2 separate regions of the Homo sapiens genome follow, and region 2 is linked to region 1. Evidence: read pairs that join two places in POLR2A ChIA-PET (ENCODE). Cell type or tissue: endothelial cell of umbilical vein. All regions are shown on one strand. Links, peaks and the distances in the headings refer to the core of each region. The heading gives the core; the rest is flanking DNA. Region 1 overlaps VTI1A (vesicle transport through interaction with t-SNAREs 1A). Region 2 has its middle 33 kb from the start of LINC02935.

What was found. ChIA-PET counts read pairs that join two places held together with the same protein. Peaks named below come from ENCODE experiments on the same cell type or tissue, not always from the same donor. Only the 100,000 strongest peaks of a DNase experiment are listed, where the experiment ranks them.
Region 2: POLR2A ChIA-PET joins it to region 1 with 17 read pairs; 4 of 35 experiments call an interaction of 5 or more read pairs at or near these places.

What each region holds. Positions count from the first base shown.
Region 1 is chr10:112,799,757-112,811,939 of GRCh38, forward strand. All of the region lies in intron 7 of VTI1A (vesicle transport through interaction with t-SNAREs 1A), which reads left to right. Among named protein-coding and RNA genes, the nearest start is that of LINC02935, 85 kb to the right of the region's middle. RefSeq lists enhancers at 4,472-4,971, 11,095-11,795, 11,796-12,183. In endothelial cell of umbilical vein, for the core only: no CTCF peak of the experiment used is centred there; no DNase peak of the experiment used is centred there.
Region 2 is chr10:112,852,257-112,864,439 of GRCh38, forward strand. It overlaps a transcript of VTI1A not described here. Among named protein-coding and RNA genes, the nearest start is that of LINC02935, 33 kb to the right of the region's middle. In endothelial cell of umbilical vein, for the core only: no CTCF peak of the experiment used is centred there; a DNase peak (open chromatin) is centred at 7,075; H3K27me3 peaks cover 752 bases.

The DNA of each region.
Region 1 (12,183 bases), core at 2,229-10,228:
GTTTAAGATTATGAAGGAGATATCACAAGTTTGAATAGACAGCACACTCTGCAGCGGTCTCATTCAGTGTCCAACTAAGAAAACAGAGCAGCCCAGGGCTTAGCCACAGCAGGGCACCCCTCCACCTGGGCTGGGGGGACTAGACAAGGAGCAGTGGCCCTGGAGCCCAGAGAGAGAGAGAGAGAGAGAGTTCTGATGTTAGAGAGAGAGAGAGAGAGTTCTGATGTTAGGATCTAGAAAACGTAACCACATCCCTCAAAAGTTGGCAGAGATGCAGGTGGCTGATAAGCCTCTGCCAAAATGTTTGTCCTTCCTGACATCAGGAAAGAAAAAGGTGTTAAATAAATGACTATTAAGTGGTAAGTATCGAATGTCAGATCTTAGAGGAAAATAAAGCCCATCACAAAAGCCAAGGCAGCCGAGTCTTCACCAATATGTTCCAGGAGAGGCATCTTGGCCGTCAACGAGTATCCCCAGAGAAGCTCACAGAGCTGCAGAGGAGCTGAAGGCAGGGATTCCAGGCGAGTAGCTCAGCCTGGACCGGACAATCCAAGCTAATCAGGACCAAGGCCAGATGTGCCCTGTTGAGCCCTGGGCATCTGCAGGAATCTGAGAAGGGATTTGTAGGCTTTCAGAACAAGGCACCTGAGGCAGGAGGCTGCCTGCATGTGGGGGTACAGCCAGACAAGGAGGAGTTTCCAGAAGTAATGTGGGGAGATGGGTGAGTATGATAGGAGTGGAGTAATAATAGTTCCTATAGTTATTTATTGAGCAACTACCATTGGCCAGGCACTGATCTAAGCACTTCACATTGAATTAAGCCATTTATTTACTAATGTAATTCATTAACAGAATGCTGCTATTATTGGCCCCATTTTACCAATAGAGGGAAAGCAGAGCGTTGATTCTTTGGAGCGTGCCAATTCCTTATATTGGTACTGTTTTCTTTCATAGAGACCTGATGGTAGATTGTTCACTCTTTATTTTGCCCAGTAGGAAAGAGTAATTTCCAATGAGAGACTACATTTCTAATGTCCAAGGAAAGACACTGGTACATCTTCTCCTACTATCACTGCATAAATAAAGAACATTTTCATTTTCACACTAAAACAGTCAAGAGGATGTAATCTCAGAGAAGGAATGCAGTAACTTAACCAATGCTGTACAACTGGTGTGTGGTAGATCCTAGATTCGAATCCAAGCAGTTTGGCTCCAAAAATGAGGGTGGTTGCTCAACCTCCACGTGAATGTAGTATGTGGCTTCTCTGGAGGCTGAAAAGGATGAGGGACCTTCAGAAAAGAGCTTGGTGGGTTACTAGTTCAGAAGAGCAGTAAGTTTGCTTCTCAATAAAGGGTTAGGACCCAGTGGGGGTGGAGAACCTTCTCGAGCAGATCTTCCCAGGATGGCCAGCAGGAGGTGGGAGGGTGAGGAGTACTTAAAGCTGGGGGTTGGGGAGGGGTCATCCTGGCCCAGACACCAATCACGTCTGCCCTGGGCTGAGACCTTTCGGCCACCTCTGGAGTGGGCCTGGCCTTTTCCCTGGGTAGGCCTGAGCCATCAGATCTAGGTCCTAATACTTAACATAATTATAAAGATTCAATGACATCTTGTATGCAATAAACCAGAAAAAGATACTCTCTTTTTAAGACTGTCCGGAAGTTATATTGCTCTTCACAACCCTCGCAGAAAATACTTGGGAGAGCTTCCTTTATTACCATTTCGTGGATGGGGAAACTCAAGGACCCGTAGTCCTTTCCCAGATTCGCACAGTGAGTCTAGCTAGTTCTTCCATCTGATTTTCTTTCTGTCTAGAACTCTATTCCAACAGATCCACTACAATAAATCTTCAGCAGACCTGAATCTTTCTATAGTGTATCCCCTCACCCATATGTTATGTAAAAATAAAAAATCGTGTGGTACCAGGTCATTGGCAGCTCCCAGAGAACACTTGCCATTCTTTCTGTCTCATACTCTTTGGTGAGGGATCAGGTGATCACGCATTTACCTAGAAGAGATAAATTGAGCCCCTTAAAAGGCTGAAAGAAAACAGGCAGTGTGCCAGTGATTGAGGAAAGCTGATGAAATATGCTGCAGAATAAAATGAATATTACCTTAGTAATGTACTGTGTATTTACATTAGGCACTAAGTGAAGAATCGGTTGACTTTGGTTAATCAGTGCCCTGCACTACCAACACAAATAAACTTGCAGCTGGGTGTGGTGGCTCACACCTGTGATCCCAACACTTTGGGAGCCCAAGGCAGGAGGATCGCTGGAGCCCGGGAATTTGAGACCAGCCTGGGTAACACAGGGAGACCCATCTCTACTAAAAAAAATTTTAAATTAGCCAGGCATAGTGGCATGCACCTGTGGTCCCAGCTATTTGGGAGGCTGAGGCAGATCACTTGAGCCCAGGAGGTTGAGGCTGTGGTGAGCAGTGCCATGGCACTCCAGCCTGGGCAACAGGGAGACACCTTGTCTCAAAAAATAAACATATAAATAAGTTTGTGTACTCAATGACTGTGTCTATAGAAAATAATGTGAAGATGTCCAAGACTCTTCTATCAAAGAACCAAGGAGGATCTAGTAAAGATTCTAAGACACACGATTATATAAATAATGATCTGTATGCCATACGGTGGTAGAAGATGGGGCTGGAGAAGTGGGTTGAGGCTTCGGTTTCCTCCTCTGTAAAAATGGGGATGATAATAGGCCCCAGCTCATAGGGTTGTTGTGAGGGTTCAGGCACAGTGTATAAAATGCCAGAACAGCACCTGGCCTGGAGTAAAGCCCAGCCAACCTGAGCTGCTCATGCAGGCATCCCTGCTGCCATGGCTGCAGCTGTCCTCACTGCAGTGGATGTTGCTGCAGCCGCATTCTCTAGAAGAATCACCAAAGAGTAGAGCCGGGTTGGATTTTCTAGCCCCATGCTTTACAGATGTTCAGATTTCTTGGAATGGACCTTTTTGTTTTTTTTAAGTACAGGCCTATTGGAAGATTGTCCACTATTTATTTCGCCAAGTAAGAGAAAGTAATTTCCAAGGGAGACTACATTTCCAATGTCCAAAGAAGGACACTGGGGAAAAACCCTGCCATCTACTGTCATCATCACTCCATAAAACAAGGGACATTTTGACACTGAAACAGTGGAAAGGGCATATTCTCAGAGAAAAGAGCAGCCTCGAAATTGAGTAATCTTGGTTTTAAGAAAAAAGCTACTTTCTAATGTTACTCTTCTTTTCCCACTTCAGCCTTGGCCTGGAGTTAGGGGCCACTTTTCCCAGTCGTCCCATGCCCCCTCTTCATTTTATTTTATTTTTTTATTTTTTGAGACGAAGTTTCGCTCTTGTTGCCCAGGCTGGAGTGTAATGGTTCAATCTCGGCTCATTGCAACCTCTGCCTCCTGGGTTCAAGCATTTCTCCTGCCTTAGCCTCCCAAGTAGCTGGGATTACAGGTATGTGCCACCATGCCCGGCTAATTTTGTATTTTTAGTAGAGATGGGGTTTTACCAGGTTGGTCAGGCTGGTCTCAAACTCCTGATCTCAAGTGATCCACCCGCCTTGGCCTCCCAAAGTGCTGGGATTACAGGCATGAGCCACTGCACCCAGCCTCCTTCTTCATTTTAGAGAGAAGTGAGTTTGGGTTGGGCTCATTAAGAGGTGGGGCCACTGATGGATTTGAGTTGCCGTCAGGTACAGACACCGTTAGAGGCAGTGGCCGCTTGAATGAGAAAGAGTGTGATAGTGAAACAAGAGTGGACGTGGGGCCGGAAGGCCTGGCTGTGCCGCAGATGGCTGACCCTGGGCATATCTCTTCCCCTCTCACAGCCTCAGTGTCCTCAACTCTAAAATGAAGAATCTAAGCCAGATGTGGTAATGTGTGCCTGTAATCCCAGCTACTCAGGAGGCTGAGGTGGGAGGATCACTTGAGCCCAGGAGGTGAAGGCTGCAGTGAGCTGTGATCGTGCCACTGCACACCAGCCTGGGTGACAGAGTGAGACCCTGTCTCTAAAAAAAATAAAATAAAATGAAGAATTTAGACTAGGGCATGGAGGCCTTTTCCAGGTCTAGCCATCTACAGACCTGTGAGGAGTTAAATATACCTTGCATTTCTAGAACATCCTTATTTAATTCTCTTCAAGTTCTTTCCAAGCCCTTTGATTGAAGTGAGCTGCCTTGATCCTATCTGGGAGTCTGCAGCCAGCAAAGCCGCTCTGCAGGCCCCCTGCCATTGTCAAGTCCATATTTAAGAATGGCAGTGGCCGTGGTGCCCAGGCTGAAATTTGCTGTACACATTTGGCAACATAGAGTGCAATGTAACTACACATTACTGATCTAAACCCATCGGACTTATCAGTGGGCTCTGACAGGTACTTGTTGGCTGCCTTCCCAGGCTGGGAAGGTATCCCGGAGCCAGCCAATGTGATGCCCTCCCCTCCCTTTTGATGTTTATGGGAGAGAAGGCTCGGCTGTGCTCAGGAGACTGTCAGCATGAGGCCCAGATGGATACCAGCCTGTGGGAACCAGAAGCCTGGCAGGCTTGGGAAGCAGCAGCTTCCTGGATTCCTGCCCCCACCTTCCCATCCAGCCACTGGAAGTTTCCTAGGCAGCTTCTCCAGCCTCTGACAACCAGTGCCTCTCACCTTTCCTGAAATACCATCTCCTTTTACAGAATGATTTGCCAGCTGCACACATGTAAAGAGCTTTTCAGAGTGCTTTAAAATCTTTAATGAGCTAATCCTCTCCTCCCTGGGGTGGTTTGTGAGTTGGCTGATTTTGTTGGGGAAGAAACTGAAACCCAAATGTCATGGGGTGACTTGCTCTAGGTCACACCAGGTAAATACCAGATTATGGGCACAGAACACATTGTCCCGGCCCTGGCATTACTCTAATCGCGGCCTTTGTCGTGAGGCTTCTGTCATTCATTGATTGCTCATTGTGACACCATAAGTTCCCATAGGGCAGGGACTCTGTGTTTCCTTTGTTCTTCAGAAGGACTTCAGCCAGACCTGCCAGACCTGTCTGTGCAGCTCATGCCTTGTCGAAGACCACCACATAATTTAACCAAGGAGGGCCGCCCTAGGTAGATTATAGATTTTTTTTTTTTTTTTTTTTTTTTTTTGAGACAGAGTCCTGCTCTGTCTCCCAGACTGGAATGCAGTCGTGCGATCACAGGTCACTGCAGCCTTGAACTCCTGGGCTTAAGCAATCCTCCCGTCTCAGCCTCCAGAGTAGCTGGGGCTAAAGGTGTGCCCCACCACGCCTGGCTATTTTTTTTTTTTACTTTTTGTAGAGACTTGGGTCTCACCATGTTGCCCAGGCTGGTCTCAAATTCCTGCCCTCAAGCGATCCTCCCACCATAGCCTCCCAAATGTGTGGAGATTACAGTCGTGAGCCACTGTGCCCAGCCAGTAGCTTTTGGCTTTTAGATCATGAGTGGGCAAATCACAGACAGTGGGCTATATCCAGCCTTCCTCCTGTTTTAGCCACGGGCTAATAATAGTTGTACATTTTTAAATGGTTGAAAAAAACTCAAAAGAAGAATTTTTGACATGTGAAAATTATACACATTCAAAATTATACAACTCAGATTCTAGTGTCTGTAAATAAAGATTGTATTGGAACACAGCCATGCTTATTCGTTGACATATGTCACTGGCTGCTTTACACTACGAGAACAAAGTTGAGTAGTTGTGACAGACTGCGTAGTCCCCAAAGCCTAAAATGTTTAGTTATGGGTTAAATTGCAGCCTCTCACCTTAATTTATATGTCGAAGTACTAACCTCTGGTACCTCAGAATATGACTTTATTTGGAAATAATGTCTTTGCAAATGCAATTAGTTAAGATGAGGTACGGGAATAGGGTGGGCTCCTAAACCAATGTGACCGGTGTCCTTATTAAAAGGAGAAACTTGAACACAGGCACTCACACAGAGATACCACCTTGTGAAAACAAAGGCAGAGATGAGGGAATGCATCTACAAGCTAAGGGACCCCAAAGATAGCTGACAACCCACCAGAAGCTGGGAGAGAGGCATGGATCAGACTCTCTCACTGCTCTCTCAGGGAACCAACCCTGCCGACACCTTGACCTTGGACTTCTGGCCTCCAGAACTGGGAGACAATAACTTTCTGTTGTTGAAGCCGCCCAGTCTGTGGGACTTTGTTATGCCGGCCCTAGCACACTAATATACTGACTATCTGGCCCTCTGCAGACAGAGCGTGCTGATTCCTGTTGAGCTAAGTATTAAGAAAAATTTAGAAACAGGGCGAAGCGACTCCAGTCCTCACTCAGGACCTAATCTAGATATGCCAGGGCTCAGGGAGTGGATGTGGCTCCTCAGTTCCTTGCTGGAGAAAGTGCTCATCTCCCTGCCCATCAAAACTCATCCCCACTGTGTCCCAGTCCCTCAGGTCTCTCGGATGACTGACTACACCTAAATTGATGTTAGCCAGTGGGGGCTACTAATGGCTGATGATGGCTTGGTAGATTGGCCCAGAGATAGCATCTAGTTTTCTTCCCTTTTTTTTTATTATTTTATTTTTGAGACGGAGTCTCACTCTGTCACCCAGGGTGGAGTGCAGTGGCAAGATCTTGGCTCACTGCAACTTCCACCTCCCGGGTTCAAGCGATTCTCCTGCCTCAGACTCCCGAGGAGCTGGGACTACAGGCACACGCCACCACACCCGGCTAATTTTTGTATTTTTAGTAGAGATGGGATTTTACCATGTTGGCCAGGCTGGTCTCAAACTCCTGACCTCAAGTGATCTGCCCACCTCCGCCTCCCAAAGTGCTGGGATTACAGGCATGAGCCACCGTGCCCAGCCTTATTTTTTTTTATTTTTGAGATAGGGTCTCACTCTGTCACCCAGGCTGGAATGCAGCAGTGCAATCGTGGCTCATTGCGATTTCACCCTCAGGCTTAAGCAATTCTCCTGCCTCAGCCTCCTTAGTAGCTGGGACCACAAGCACAGGCCACCACACCTGCCTAATTTTTTTTAATTTTTCACAGAGATGAGGGTCTCTCTATGTTGCCCAGGCTGGTCTCAAACTCCTAAGCTCAAGGGATCCTCCCACCTCAGCCTCCCAAAGTTCTGGGATTTCAGGCATGAGCCAATGTACCTGGCCTTCTTCCTGTTTTAAATGGCCTATTCCAGAGGCAGGAGTTTTGTGAAATGAGTGTTGTGGCACATGCCCCCTCAGTCCCCTTATCTCACATGGCTTCAGGAAACTGCCTGCTCTGCTCATGAATGGAATTCTTATTCTGAGATGTAAGAATCAAAAGCTTCGGAAGACTGTGAGCCCCACAGCTGCATGCAAAGCTTCTGTGAACTCGGCTGGGACTGACCTGTCCTTTGGAGGAGATCTTAGTGTAGATCCACAGTAAATGTGCAGTGCAGCCATGGGGAAGAAGGTGGAGACGTGGAAAACAGTCATCACGAAACCCAAGATAAGATCACCAGCTCCATATGCTGGTCTGGATCCGAGCACTCAGTGTATTCATTTTCCAGGGCTGCTAGGGCTGCCGTAACAACATGGCTTAAATGCACTTATTCTCTCATAGTTGCGAAGACTAGAAGTCTGAAGTTAAGGAGTTGACAGGGCGATGCTCTCTCCAAAAGTGTAAGGGAAGAATTCTTCTTTGCCTCTTGCAGCTTCTGGTGGCCCAACATTCCTTGGCATGTGGCAACATCATTCCAGTCTCTGCCTCCATCTTCACGTGCCCCTCTTTGTCCTCTCTTAAGGACACCAGTCATCGGATTTAGGGCCACCCTAAATCTGGAATGATTTCCTCTCAAGATCCTTAATGAAGTCCAGCTGTGGTGGCTCACACCTGTAATCCCAGCACTTCGGGGAGGCCAAGGCAGGAGGATCACCTGAGGTCAGGAGTTCGAAACTAGCCTGGCCAACATGGTAAAACCCCATCTCTACTAAAAACACAAAATTAGCTGGGCGTGGTGGCACACGCCTGTAATCACAGCTACTTGGGAGGCTGAGGCAGGAGAATCACTTGAACCTGGGAGGCGGAGATTGCAGTGAGCCAAGATTGCACCATTACACTCCAGCCTGGGCAACAAGAGTGAAACTCCGTCTCAAAAAAAATAAAAAATAAAAATAAAAAAGATCTCTAATGAATCACATCCACAAAGACCTTCTTTCCAGGCTGGGCATGGTGGTGGCTCAGCATGGAGCTCATGACTGTAATCCCAGCACTTTGGGAGGCCGAGGCAAGAGGATCTCTTGAGGCCAGGAGATCAAGACCAGCCTGGGAAACATAGTGAGACCCTGTCTTTACAAAAAATTTAAAAATTAGCCAGGTGCGGTGGTGCATGCCTGTAGTCCCAGCTACTTGGGAGGCTGAGGTGGGACGATCACTTGAGTCCAAGCGTTCAAGGCTGCAGTGAGCTGTGATTGCACCACTGCCCTCCAGCCTGGGCAATAGGCCAAGACTCTGTCTCTTAAAAATAAAAAATAAAAAGGACCCTATTTCCAAATAAGATCACATTCTGAGGTTCCAGGTGGAACCTCATGAATTTGCAGGGACACTGTTCAATCCAGTACAATCAGTATGATTTAAAGTAAGAGGCTGGGTGCAGTGCCTCATGCCTGTAATCCCAGCACTTTGGGAGGCTGAGGTGGGCAGATCACCTGAGGTCAGGAGTTCAAGAACAGCCTGGCAAACATGGTGAAACCTCATCTCTACTAAAAATACAAAAATCAGCTGGGCGTGGTGGCAGCACTTGTAATCTCAGCTACTCAGGAGGCTGAGGCAGGAGAATCACTTGGCCCCGGGAGGTGGAGGTTGCAGTGAGCTGAGATTGCGCCACTGCACTCCAGCCTGGGCGACAAAGCGAGACTCCATCTCAAAAAAAAAAAAAAAAAAAAGAAAGCGAGAGAATCCCCAACCATACTTGCTGCAGTCAATGGGGAATTGTTTGGCTCCTGTAACTGGGAAGCTGAAGTGTGACTCTTCAGGTTTCAGGCACACAGCAGGAAGCAGGGGTTCAAATATGTCTTCAGGAATCCGTCTCTTTTTCTTTATCTCTCGGCTCTGCATTCCTCTGGTGTCGGCTTCTTTCAGGCAGCCTCGTCCGGTATGGTAGTAAGAATGGTCCTTGGCAGCTCCAGGTTCTCACTGTCCTGACAGTCAATCTCAGTAAAGACAGTATCTTTTTCTTGATTTTCCAGGAAGAATCCCAAGAGGAATTCCATCTGGCTTGAGTGGCAGACCAATCCTTGAGCAAATGGTAGTGCAAGAGCTAGAGAGCTGTCATTGGCTGGGCCTGCCTGGGCCATATGTCCATCTGTGGAATCAGAGTGGGATCAGCCTCCCTGAATTCTCGCGATGGGGCTGAGGATTACTCCTAGAGATGCAGGACATAGAAGACCCAAGATGGGCATTATCAGGCAGCATGATAACCGCACAGCTCTAGCTCAGAGGCAAACATGTCCCCAGCTCTGAAAATAACCCTTCCAATTAAAGTGAGTGTTTGAGGCAGATGACAATTAACTGTTTCTCCTACTCCTGTTTTCATTTCTTTCTGGTGAATAGTAACGTTGAATTGGATATAGAATTTAAAGAGCTTTCCCTTGGCCCATGTTTTGGGAAGTGCCTAGAGAGAAGCAGATCCGGGTTCCTCTGCTCAGAATTTATCCTATGCTCTCACGGTTGCTAATTGTTACTGTTCTGTCAGACCCCAAAAGTGGGGCATCGTTATTCAGGGCCAGTCGGCCAGGCAGGAAGGCAGGTACAGGATGCTGCTCTGAACCTGTAAAGTGTCTGCCACTCTCCAGCTAATGAACACAGGCTTGTAAAAAAGTTGGGACTCCGCTGGCATCCTTAATGGGACAGTGGCTAACAGCTAAGTCCTAAAGCTGTGCTTATCTACAAGCAGTCCTTAGAAACCAGGAGAGCAATAACCACGTGACCCTGAGCACGTGTAGGTAGAGTCTCTCATTTCTTCACTCAGCAAGCATGTTTTGAGAACATTTATGCCAAGCTGTGTGTTAGGCATCAGGGATACAAAAGACAAAAGAAATTCGGACTGTGGAAGGTCCACTTTTTACTGGGGACTGTAGTCAATGTACTGGAAAGAGAGATGTGTAGGGAGATAGGAGAATACGAGAGGGACATAGCCAGGAAATGCCTCTTGGAAGAGGAGGGAAGAATGCACATATGCCGTAGATCAAGGACCTGGTTTTGGAATCAGGGTGACTCAACCTAAAAATGCTTTTTGGTCATAAATAACAGAAAACCCAATTCAAACTGACTTTGGAAAATAAAGTCAGTTTATTTTCTCATATAAGTTAAAGTCCAAAGAAAGGGTGGTTTGATTTAAAAAAAAAAAAATGTTCACTGTCGGCCTGGCATGGTGGCTCACACTTGTAATCCCAGCACTTTGGGAGGCCAAGATGGGCAGATCACCTGAGGTCAGAAGTTTGGAACCAGGTTGGCCAACACGGTGAAACCCCATCTCTACTAAAAATACAAAAATTAGCTGGACATGGTGGCAGGTGCCTGTAATCCCAAGTACTTGGGAGGCTGAGGCACGAGAATCACTTGAACCTGGGAGGGGGAGGTTGTAGTGAGCTGAGATCGCACCACTGCACTCCAGCCTGGAGACAGAGAATGACTCCATCTCAAAAAAAAAAAAAAAAAAAGTTAAAAATTAAAGTTCTCTGTCTTCAGGACTGGGGTTCTATTTCTCTGCCCACTGTGGGTCAGCTTCTTTCTTAGGTTGGCTTCCCTCAATGAATCAAAAGGCCTGCAGTGGATCCAGCCTGACATCCACACACCAAACTGTCCAGGTGACCCCGCATTTCAAGCAAAGTTGCTGAGATCCACTCTGTTGGATGGACTTAAGTCACAAGCCTGCTCCTGGTCCAGTTACCATGGCCAGGGGCATGGAATGTACTGACCATCTCAGCCTCAGTCACAGCTGTACCCCTGGAGCTGGGGTAGCATCAGCTGTTTGGAATAGGGAAACGAACGCAGCCACTGTAGATCTGCTGTACACAGGAAGCGGATGCCTGGCTAGGCCTGGTGAGGCCTCACGCATGATATCATCAGTCATCAATACACAGGAGCATTGGCTGGAAGAAGCTCCTGATTCTTCAGTGAAAAGTGTTGTGACCAAGAGGTCAGAAGAGGTTCCCAGCTTTTGAAAACCAAGAGGCAAAAACCTGTTCTTCAAGAAAAAAAAAATCTTATCAGTCTTCATCATACCTTAGCTTCTGAAATACATGAAACCAGAGCCTCTCTTGGCTTGGCCAGATGCCTCGTCTTGTCTGAGAGGCGGACGGTAGCGTTATCACTCAGGGTAAAAGAGCTTATGGTATTCGGCAGTGACAACCCCCAGTCCTCAATGGCTTAACGCAAGTCCACTGGGAGTCCAGGTGCATCTCCAGGACAGTGGCCCTTTACATAATGACTGCAGGATCCAGGCAGAAGATGTTACCACCATCCTATAACTTGTACTCTCTGGAACAATACAGCCCCTCCCTCCCCAAATCAAAACCGCAGGAAGAGCCCGCTAGAGAGACAAACACTGGAAGTTAGATGCCTCCAGCTGGCAGTGACACTCAGAACTTTTGCTCTCATTTCTTTAGCCAAAGCTAGTTCCATGACCAAGCCTAACATTAAGGTGAGTGCAGACCGGGCGCGGTGGCTCACGCCTGTAATCCCAGCACTTTGGGAGGCCGAGGCGGGCGGATCACGAGGTCAGGAGATAGAGACCACGGTGAAACCCCGTCTCTACTAAAAATACAAAAAAAATTAGCCGGGCGTGGTGGCGGGCGCCTGTAGTCCCAGCTACTCGGGAGGCTGAGGCGGGAGAATGGCGTGAGCCCGGGAGGCGGAGCTTGCAGTGAGCCGAGATTGCGCCACTGCACTCCAGCCTGGGCGACAGAGCGAGACTCCGTCTCAAAAAAAAAAAAAAAAAAAAAAAAAAAAAGAGTGCAGTCCATGCCTGGAAGTAGAGGAGAACTGGCTATTGGAGAACACTCGTAATGCCTGTTCCAGTGGAATTCCTGGGCTCCTCGAGCAAGAGCAGAGAACTGTGCCAGGTGCAGTGCCGCGCCTGTCCCCTGCACTGGAACCAGCCTTCTGTGATTCCGGCTGCCACACGCAGGAGCTCGTTTCCAGGCTGGGAGGAGACTGGCAATGGAAAGATTAACCGCT
Region 2 (12,183 bases), core at 2,081-10,080, 52 kb after region 1:
CCTACACCTCTAATTCTTCCCCATGTTTGGTCCCTATCTGCTCCCCTTCCCCCACAAAACTTCCTAGTGATTTGTCATTTTCCCACGTTGAGAAAGCCACAGGCCCTCCCCACTTCTCCATGGCACTCTCTTGCTCTTAAATTATTGCTGTATCTCTTTCACTTCCCAATTCTCTGCCTTCTTTGGAGATTTCCTCTCCAGCAGGGCATGAACCCTTTCTAAGCAGTGCCAGCATCATGGGGCCCACTAAAGAGGAAGCCGCAAGTCTGGACAGAGAAGTGAAGGCTCCTGAGGTGGGGGTTGGCACGTGGGCATTATTGGCAGCCCTTCTGGGCTTTGGGTCACTGACCTGTGCCACTCACCTTTTGTGACCAATGGATGTCTATGGTGCATATCTGCTTCGCAGTGCAGTGTCCCCTCCTTTGCTCTTGGTAACAGCACCCCAGTTTTCCTCTGGGGATTGCTCCTCTCCCATTGCATTCAGTCTGGATAGGACTGTCTTTCTTGGTTTTGTTTTGTTTTGTTTGTTTGTTTGTTTTTTGAGACAGAGTCTTGCTCTGTCGCCAGGCTGGAGTGTGGTGGCACAATCTCAGCTCACTGCAACCTCCACCTCCCAGGTTCAAGCAATTCCTCTGCCTCAGCCTCCCGAGTAAGTGGGACTACAGGCACACACCACCACACCCAGCTAATTTTTTTTTAATTGTATTTTAGTAGAGATGGGGTTTCACCATGTTGACCAGGCTGGTCTCGAACTCCAGACCTCGTGATCCACCTGCCTTGGCTTCCCAAAGTGCTGGGATTACAGGCATGAGCCACCGCGCCCGGCCAGGGCTGTCTTTCAAAGTGCCATGTTCTCCTTGTCCAAGGTACAGCCAGGCAACCTGGCCAAATCCATAAGACTCACTCTTCCAGGGGGGTAAATTCTGAATGGGGTGACAAGTTAAAGCTCACTATTTCGCCTGCAATCTCCAGTGACCATGTCTGTGAGCTCCTACTACCTCCAACCCCAGAACTGCCCACATCCTTGTCCTTGCAAGACCTGCTTGCTCAGCTTTTTCTTGAGTCTTTAAGAATGAGTTTCTGTTGCTTGCAGCCATCAAACTCCAAGTGATGCAGGGTCTGATAGTGGGCAAGGTGTGTAGCCTCTTTGAGCCCTGGATTCTGCATTTATATACTGGAGATACCAGGACATACCTCATGAGGCGAGGGGCAAGGTGCTTAGTCCATCATGTGTGTTTCACAAATATTTCACCCTTTCTTCCTTGCCCTGCTGAACAAGTGACCTTCAAAAGGTAATGGACTGTACCCACATTCCACAGGTGGCCAGTGGCAAACATCGATGGTCAAGTCTCCTGAGACCTCGTGTTGTTCTTCAAGACCTCTCTGCTTTTCAAGCATTTCCTTGAGTCACACAGATGGGTGAGCAGTGTTTTATCCATTTCAATGGAGGAAAAGTGAAATTTCTTTAAAAATAAAAACAAAACTTGCCAAAAACTCATCATAAGGAACAAAAGCAACAGATTCTCCAGCTGTGGCCCTTTACCAAAAGCTCTGGCCCAAGCTTCTACACAGCAAAGCTGCTACACTCCGTGGACTCCTCTCTCCATCAGACTGCCACTGATTTTGTTTTAGAAGCATACGTAGGAAGAGCCTTGGCTTTGAGGGACCTGCTGCCTCCCCTGTGACTCTGTATTGGTAAGCACAGAAGATCCTCAGATCCTCCGAGAAGTTCTCAGCAGACATCCTCAGCTCCAGGCCTCCCTTCTTCTCCACCCTGCTCAGCATGAACCTAGAGCTGGAGGCAGCTAGCCATGTCTGGCTGCCTCCCTGGGTCCTCATATGATACTGAGCCAGGTCTCCAGGGAACACTGTTCACATGGACAGAGTCTGAACTCAGTAGTGATGCTCCTGAGTGGGTTCCACAGGAAACACACCGGCTATTCCAAAGGCCTGCTGGCCACAAAGCCTTCTAACAATAATAAGTACTAGCAGTATCACTGCTGTTTATTGCTTCCTGTCAGGTGGGAACTAAGTCCATTAGCCCAAGTTCAGTAGCCCTGTTTTACAAATGCAGAAACAGGCTTAGAACAATTAAGAAACTTGATCAAGACCACACAATTATTAAGGGATAGAGTCAAGAATTTCACTCAGGTCTCCCTGACTCCAAAGCCTGTGCTCTTAACCACTATAGATGTCTCTAATGCTTCGGAGGGGAGGCCACCATGACCCCCACTTACAGTCACCAGCTGGGCCCCGGCCGCCCAGAGATCATGCAGAGTGAACAGAACTGATTTCCAGCACTGCTGTTCCATGGCTGTGTGACTTTCGACCGTCTCATTTCCCCTCTGTTTCTCAGTTCCCTCTTATGAAAGATGGAGGACACTATACCTGCCATGCCTCAGTGGGACAAGATCATCTATAATGTTCTGCATGGAAGCACCATGAAAGGCATTACCAGCTTGAAGAAAACCAGTGTCTGGAATGAGGCGACACCAGTATGTAGGGAGAGCAATCGGGAAGCGATAAGAAGGAGATTCACTAGGGGTCTGCTGGGCCGCCTGCTGCAGAGAACGCCTCTAGAATCCTGCACTCCCGTCTTCCTTCCTGCAGCTCAAAGCTGGCCCACCCTGGAGATGGTACCAGCTGGGGCTCTCCTTCCGGGCCTCAGTGAGGGAGGGGAAGGAGCCAAGAATGGGTCAGTAACCACAGGATTCTTTGAGTTCACAGAGAGTCTGCCTGCTGTGGGCCTCCAAAGAGTTCTGCCAGTTCTTCCCAAGTCAGCTTGGGCTTAAAGTCCTTCCTGCACCAACTGGGAAGGAGCTGGAGAAGCTCCACCTGGGATGGGAAGCTCGACCTGGGATGGGAAGCTCGACCCGGGATGGGAAGCTCGACCCAGGATGGGAAGCCTACTTTGTGTTGAACTTCCTATTTTGTCACTCTCTGCAGGCCCAATGACCAGAGAATTTTCTCTGCCCTTTCTGGCAAGATTAGTGGCTTCCCCTCACCCACTCTACCCCCACCTCCTCATTACAGAACAAAGGAACCTGGCTTCTTCCCGCCAGTCCAGAGAGGGTTCCTAATTGGCTTTCCATTAAAGAGAAAATAGACTACTGTTTCCACCTCATTATTTATGAGCCTTTCTGGAAGTGCATTTCCATGCACTCTGGGATTACTCACGCCCATTTTGCTTGGCCATATTTTATGATCTGTTTTATTTATTCAGGGCCGCTATTGGGTACTCACATCTGAAACCAATTAAAAACCAAGAAATAGGAAAAATCAAATAAACACCTGGCGATGTCCAAACGCAAAGTCTTCCTGAAGCCTGCTTTTGGTGGGACTGGCATAGCCATGCCACCAATATAGGCCATTGGAAGTGGAGCTTGCTCTCCTAGCAATATTAGGTAACACGGCCACACAAAATGGCAGCCCACAGATGCACAGACCTCCTGCCCACAGAGCTTGGGCTGAAGTTGCCTGGTTCGTTGCTTCCCCTGAGGTCTCCCTGTGCAGGGCAGGGGTATTACTTATTCATTTTTGTATCCTCCTTTCAGCCTGGCACATAGTAGGAAATCAATAACTCTTTGCTCAGCCTTGTTCTCATAGACACCATGCTTGCTGTGAGTGCACCTGTGGACACACTGTCTCAAGAGTTTAAAAGGACAATATGGAGAACCATCTCTATGAATTCTGGAGTGGTTTGCCTTTCATAAACAGTGATTTCAGCTCACTCTGGATGGATTCCTAGGGCTAAACACACTCCCTTTCAATCTCAGGAAAGCAGCTACCAAGCCTGGTTTTCCTAGAATCAGACAGTCTCACCTTCTGAAACCCTGCGCTCAGCCAGGTACAGATGGGGGTGCCATGGAAAAGAAAGCAGGCACTCCTATCTTTTTCAGGGGAGCCTCAGACCATTCACACATCTGCAAAGGGTTTGCTTTGGAGTCTGTGTGCATGGACAGCTCACCCTGCCTCTTGCTTTTCCACATAAAATGTGCAGAAGCCCCCCTTTCATCTCACCTGCCCTCACCCATCTCCAACTTCAATCTCTGCCAGAATTAAAGGCTCCTCTCTGTCCATTTCCCACCTCCACCCTGGAGAGGCAGCACGTTGCTTGGTGGTCTCTGTCCTGAAGCCAATGCCACACCCCTCCCATTCCTCTCCTTAGGCTGAGCTGGGTGTGTGGACAGTGTGGACAAGGACAGGAGCAAGTGGGAGCGGGAGCACCTGCGGGGCAGGCAGATGGGTGGGGGGTGAAAGGCAGCACATGGCAGGACTTTGCAGGGCTTCTGTTGGGATTGAAGAAAATAATAATACACACCACATCTGTTACTTTTTTTTTCTCTCTAGGATATCTATGATGCTTTTTGTAATTAGATTTTATACACATACACACATACACACATTTGGGGATGGAACTGGGCCCCTGAATTCTTAGGGATCATGCTGTTTATAGACTTATATCTCCCAATCTCCAGCCTCCCCTAGTAATTTATATAAGTCCTCTGTATTAGTCAGTGTTCTCCAGAGAAATAGAACCAGTTGGATCTAGCTAGCTAGCTAGCTATACACACATAGACAGAGAGAAAGGAAGAGAGAGACAGAGACAGTATGGGAATTGGCTCACAAAATTATGGATGCAAAGAAGTCCCATGATCTGCTGTCTGCAACCTGGAGAACCAAAGAAGCTGGTGGTATCATTAAGTTCAAGTCTAAAGACCAAGTCCGAAGGCCTGAGGACAGGGGAGCAGATAGTGTAAGTCCTGATCTAAGTCCAAAGGCCCAACAACCAGGAGTACCAATGTCCAAGGGCAGGAAGAGATGGATGTCCCAGCTCAAATAGAAAGAGTGAATTCACCTTTCCTCTGCCTTTTCATTCTACCCGGGCCATCACTGGCTTAGAAGATGCCTGCCCACATTGGTGAGGGCAATCTTCTTTACTGGGTCTACTGATTCAAATGCTAATCTCTTCCACTCCCTCACAGACATACCCAGAAATAGTATTACCAGCTATCTGGGCATCCCTTAGCCCATGCAAGTTGACACATAAAATTAACCACCATAACTATCATTCCTTCCTTCCTTCCTTCCTTCCTTCCTTCCTTCATTTGTTCATCAATCAGCCAACCATGTGTTGAATGCCTCTATTGGAAGACACTGGCTGCACATCTGATATAAGCTACCCCGTTGTTAGCTTCCAGCCTGTGCCTTCTCTTGAGATAATGCATTTCACAGGCTTACTCTTCACTTTGAATGTAAGAACTATGAAAGTCATCAACTCTTGAGACAGGAAAGGAACTAGGAAACTGACACACTCTATTTGTCCACAAACCACTGCTTCCAAATTTGAGGTCTGTTCTCCTATCTCTTGGTCACATTCTGGCAAATATGATCACTTCTTGCTGCCACAAATGTCTCGCCTGATGCTTCCAAATATGCAACGCAAAGTTACCCAATCTCCCTGTCCCCTTTCTTCATCAGCACATGGGGACTGATAGTACGGTGAAGATCCACGCAGCAAATAGGCAGGTGACTGGGGGGAGTGGAGAGGAGAATGCCCGCACAGCCACAGACAGCTTCCCACTCAGAGAAAGGTCCAGAGTTTGGCAATGTCAAGGTGGCTGAGTAAACCTGAATTACTCTGTGTGCCCATTATTGGCCCCCTGGGGAAGGCTAAGGATCCCTTCTCAGATTAATGTTTTTAAACAGATAAAACAAAATCCTAAGATGAGTAATCCAACTATATTAGAATACAGTTATCAAAATATTTTTAAAACTGTAATAGAGTAATTTGTGTGCTACTTTTTTTTTTTTTTTTTTTTTTTGAGACAGAGTCTCGCTCTGTTGCCCAGGCTGTAGTGCAATGGCACAATCTCGGCTCACTGCAACCTCTGCCTCCCAGGTTCAAGTGATTTTCCTGCCTCAGCCTCCCGAGTAGCTGGGATTATAGGCATGCACCACCACACTCGGCTAATTTTTGTATTTTTAGTAGAGATGGGGTTTTTCCATGTTGAACAGGATGATCTCAAACTCCTAACCTCTGGTAATCCACCCACCTCGGCCTCCCAAAGTGCTGGGATTACATGAGCCATCACACCCGGCCCTTTTTTTTTTTTTTTCAGACAGAGTCTCGCTCTGTTACCTGTCACCCAGGCTGAAGAGCAGTGGAGCGATCTTGGCTCACTGCAACCTGTGCCTCCCAGGTTGAAGAGATTCTCGTGCCTCAGCCTCCCAAGTAGCTGAGACTACAGGTGCCCACAACCATGCTTGGCTAAGGCGAGCAGATCACTTGAGGCCAGGAGTTCCAGACCAGCCTGGCCAACATGGTGAAACCCCATCTCTACTAAAAATACAAAAATTAGCTGGCCATGGTGGCAGGTGCCACTAATCCCAGCTCCTCGGGAGGCTGAGGCAGGAGAATGGCTTGAACCTAGGAGTTACAGTGAGTTTAGATAGTGCCACTGTACTCCTGCCTGGGCTACAGAGTGAGACTGTGTCTCAAAAAAAAATAAAAAGAGGAGGGGGCTTTGGATATCCACAGGTCATGGAGTACAGGGGTACGGAGATGATCTCATCTAGATCTCAGGGTCCTGGGACCCCTGCACATTGGGAGGCGGCATCTAGAAGGGTCACAGGGCCTTTGGCAGAAGAGAAAGTAGGTCATTCATGGCTCTGATGTCCAGGGGTCTGCAGAACGGCCATTCTGGTAACCCCCTTACTTCTCACTTGCTTTTTCCACAACACACAACCCTTCCCTGGGGTTCAGGCATCCAGAAAACAGGTGTGGCCTTCCCGGGGTGTGGGGTGCTCCCATCACCATATCTTAAGTGTTTGGCCCTTTCAGAAATCTGAGTGAGAGACTGGCTCCTGGCAGTTGTCAGCCCAGGGGCTGGTTGCTGAGGAAGTTCTAATGCGAATCCAACCAATGAACCCCCTTTGCCCTGCCCTGCCTCCAGCAAGCCCGTGCTTCCTCACACTGTCTTCCCCATGCTGTTTTGTAAGTTTTCTTCCTAATCTCAACCTCAATTCCTTTTTCCCATTCTTCTGAATGTTAAAGTCATGACCTTTGCGGTTTATGGGCCACCAGAGACTGAACTAAATGTGTTAGCTCAGAGTCCAAACAAGTAATAGCCAGCCAATTAAATTAATAATCCATACCGTTACAATGTTTAACCACGGCTGTTTCCTCAGCGGTCTGTTTAAATCACAGCCAAGGCCTGACCCATTAAAATGAATAACTGGAATTATGAGAAACTCCATTTAATAAACACAGCGAGGAACGCAGCACAATTGGGCATGAAATATTTATTACCACTTGAAGCAGAGAGCTGTTTGGGACTTTCAGATGGGATTAATGAATGCGTTTTAATTTGACTCACAAGGTGGGAGGTGGGGCTGGAACCGGGAGTCCTTTGGTAGATTCCTAGAAAAATCATCTCACCTTATATTATCACACTGTGATGGGGCTACTTGTTTATGTGTGGGCCTCCTTCAATCCATAGTAATCATGATCCTACAGGGACTTAGTACTTGCTTAGCAAATGTTACTGGATGGATGTACAGATGGATGGATGGATGGATGATCAGACGGATGGGTGGATGGATGATCAGATGGATAGATGAATGGATAGATGGATGGATGGATAGATGGATGGATAATCAGATGGATGGATGGATAATCAGATGGATGGATGGATGGTCGGATAGATGGATGGATGGATGGATGGATGGATGGATGGATGGACACATGGATGGATGGATGATTGGATGGACGCATGGATGGATGGAGTGATGGATGATCAGATGGATGGGTGGATGGATGATCAGACAGATGGATGAATGGATAGATGGATGGATGGATGGATGGATGGATAATCAGACGGATGGTCAGATGGATGGATGGATGGACAGATGGACACATGGGTGGATGGATGGATGGATGGATGATCAGATGGATGGATGGATGGATGGACAAATGGATAGATAGATGGATGAATGGACTAATTATGGTAAAATCCTTTTGACATTTTAGTATCTGCACTTCAGTGATACAGAACATATAAAACACAGCGCAGTGCCTGACACATTCAAGTCGTGCAGTCAATAATAACTGTCATTACAATTAGGAGAGCAAGATCTCATTAATTTACTAGAAAATCAGTTCTCACATTTGGCAACTCTTTGGGAGTTTCAGAGCTGCCCCAGGACCCAAGTTCCCACCCTGACTGGCCCGTTTATCTTTATGTGCACTTGGGAGCCTGATTTGCATTAGAGGTTTTTATTTTACTGTTTTTGGCTTTTCTCAGAGTTGCTCCCTTCTCTATTTTCCCAAAGCTCAATGTCTTATCCCTGCATTTGCCCCAGCATGTCCCTGTTCTCTCTGGTATGGCTACATTTCACAGGGTCTGTTTCCTTTTCCCAGACAATGTCAGCTCTGAAGTTTTGATAACGGGTTTAGAAAATGTGGTTGCTGTAATGATAGCCCTTAGCAAGTTTTGTAAGCGCAGTGATTATTGGGGATCTCTGAACAAGATAACTGAGCCTTTTCTATAGGAGAGCCCCAAATGGGAACAAGATGGCTCAACTCTGCCAAAACTTGCTTTCCAGAGAAAGGGGAAAGTAGGCAACCCAAGCTGTGTGCTGATGGAGCACCTTTGACATCGTAAGGTCTGGTTGAGGGGGTGGGGAACAGGAGGGAAAAGAGCCACGGAAGGCTTAGCTTTGGTTTTCCCTTTTGAGAACCAGTGGGCATCTCTTGGAGACTACAGAAATTCCGCTCAGGTTCAGTCATCACATTTGCAGGTCTGGAATTCAATGTATTGATAAATACAAGGCGGGCAAAGGGCAGTCTCATTTTGGATACGGAGACACTTGAAACTAAAACCAGAAAGAGGAATGCACTTTATAAAGGAGGGTAGGTCTCTGTGTTTGGAGGTGGTGTTGGAGATTTTTTTTCTTTCACTGAGGAAAAGATGGATCTAACTACATGGAGATTGATGGGATCTTGCCACCTCCCTACTAAATTCAAAAGCCCACCATGGTCCCAAAGAAGAGGAGTGTCACCAGGGGCCTACATGGCCTCACGGGATGTGGCATGGGGAGTTTGCCTGGTCCAAAGAGACCTTCAAGAGATTGGAACTTCAAAGGGCTCTGTCTATCTGGCAGTCTGCAGATATGATATCAGCGTTAGTATCTGTTACTTCTATTTCTTTAATCCTTAAGGATGGATTTGACACATGGCTGCGTTGGAATCATGTGTTTTCCTACATGGTGGAGGAGCCTTATATGGAATAAGAGAGCTCCAACCTTCCTGGTAGAAGGCTTCAGAATTACATAAATACAGAAGGTAGAGCTGCTTCTGTATCACCCATCCCTGCCCTACTAGATTGTACGTTCCTACAGGGTAAGACTATGTCTTATTCATGTTTGTATCCCCCACTGTGACTTGCATAGTAGCTGATGTCCTGTAGGTTCTCAGCAAATGTTTGTGGAAAGTAAAAGCCCCCATTCGTGGGGGCTGTGTGCTATCCTGAGCTCCGTGCTAAGTTTTTTGCATGTTCCCTCTCTTGTACTGTTTCCAACCACACTAAGGCTCTCTCTTATCCCCCATGTTATGGATGAGGCCACTGAAACAAAAGAGATTCAGCCCTTGTCCAAGATCATCTAGATAACAAGGAATTTGATAATAAGGAATTTGAACCCTCGTCTATAATATTCCTAAGCCTTTGCTTTCATTGCTGTGCCATTTGGTCTGCAAGAGTTAAACTCACACACAACTTAACCAAGCACAGAAACAGACAGAGCCTGAGCAAGGCTGTGAGGGTGAGGTTGCAGAGAGAGGAGGTGGAAGAGATTCTGGCAGCATAGGCTTGTCTCTCTCTTATGGCTTTCTCTTTCACATCTCTTACCCAAAGCATAATTGAGTTTTCTCCAGTGCTTTGTGCCCACCAAGCACATTGTTACTAACAGATAGTTCCATCCCTCAAACCTCTTAATGCATCCATGAGGTATGGCAAGAAGGCCAAGAGTAGAAAGCAAGAGGCATGGGTTCTTGGCCTGGCTCTGCCACTGATGTTTGGTATAAACTTGGGCAAGCCACCTGGGCCCAGCTTACCTGACAGTACTCTGAGGGAGTTGGATTAGCTGATCTTCATCTCTCTTCTATAATTCCTCAGATAGGCCATCATCACATTAAATGCCTTCTCCTAGCCAATCTGGCTTAGTCTTTGAGGGTCAGAAGATGGTGACTGAGGGGCTTATGACAGTTTCTGTGCCTGTCTACAGGATCCAGGAGCCCAGGTCTGGCTGTGTAAGTAAGAAACCAGCCAATGGTACATGAACACCAAGTGAACACAGAGTGAGGTCAGGCCACTCTGGGACTTACCGAGGTCTGCCCTGACCAATAGCCACCAAGTTCCTATGTACTTTAGCACTCTGGTTTTTGGTTTCACCTGTATATTGAGGATGATAAAGCCTGTGCTGCTTTCTTCCAGGACTATAAGAGGGACTAAATAATATCACAGATGCTTTGAAAGGTTGGAATGTGCCAGGCACGGTGGCTCATGCCTGTAATCCCAGCACTTTGGGAGGCCAAGGTGGGTGGATAACCTGAGGTCAGGAGTTCGAGACCAGCCTGGCCAATATGGCAAAACCCTGTCTTTACTAAAAGTACAAAAATTAGCCAGGTGTGATGGTGGGCACCTATAATCCCAGCTACTCAGGAGGCTGAGGCAGGAGAATTGCTTGAACCCAGGAGGTGGAGGTTGTAGTGAGCTGAGATGGTGCCATTGCACTCCAGCCTAGTCGACAAGAGCAAGACTCCATTTCAAAAAGAAAAGAAAAGTTGGAATGTACTAAACAAATGTGAACAATTAAATTATTATTTCCTTGATTCCTCTCTGGGAAAGTTGAAATACCTTGATTAAATCAACTGTACCAAGCCCCTTTTAGAAACATAGATGATGATTTTGGTCACATAATATATCAATCATTGGATTTTCTATTTTGGATCTAATCAGAGCCGAGAGCTCATCAATTCAGCTTAGATATTTATCCAAACAAAGGTCAACTTTTAAACCACAGTAGTTTTCTAAAAAGTCCATCAATGAAGAATGTGCTTAAATAATTTAAGGTCCATTTATGTCATGGAATAATACTAAGTACTAAATAATACTAAATACTAAATAATACTAAAGTGAAAAGTCAAATTGTTTTATATATATGTATTTTATATATATACATATATATATATGTATTGGTCTTTTCTCATATTGCTAATAAAGACATACCTAAGACTGGGTAATTTATAAAGGAAAGAAGTTTAATTGAGTCACAGTTCCACATTGGCTGAGAAGGTCTCACAGTCATGGTGGAAGGCAAATGAGGAACAAAGTCACGTTTTACATGGCAGCAGGCAAAGAGACCGTGGGAGGGGAACTGCCCTCTATAAAACCATCAGATCTCATGAGACTTATTCACTATCATGAGAACAGCACAGGAAAAATCCACCCCCATGATTCAATTACCTCCCACCAGGTCCCTCCCATGACACATGGGAATTACAGGAGCTGCAATTCAACATAGGTGGAGACACAACCATATCAATATCTATTGTACAATCCCATTTGAAAAATATATAAATACATATCTATGAGGAAGCATGTATGTGTGTGGGTACGTGTACTCATGAAAACATAATAAAAAGTCTGGAAAAAAATGTACTCGTGAAAACATAATACAAAGTCTGGAAAAAACTGTTAACTGTGGTTACCTCTGGAGAAGAGTGTAGGACAGTGGTGATAAAGAAAGTGTTTTCTTTTTCCACATTGTATTTTTTATACTTCTAAAACTCTAGCTCTTTTTTTTTTTTTACAATAAAGATATATTACTTTTATAATTAAAGTGTTTTTTAAATGACCTAGAAAGGGAGAAGAGACTCAGAGTGAGTCCTGACAGAATTGTTCGGGTCCTAAGGGACCTTGGCAGGGAATGCTGGTTAACCCTTGATATCCTTCTCCCCACCTCCCCACCGTCTTCCATAGAACCTCAATTTTACATTCCCAGACTCCCTTGCAGCTAGGTGTGGTCATGTGATAAGTTCTGGCCAAAGGGAAGTGAGCAGAAATGATTTGCTAACAGCCAGTCCGTGGCCTTAAAGGGAAGGGGCTCTGGCCCAATTCAGCC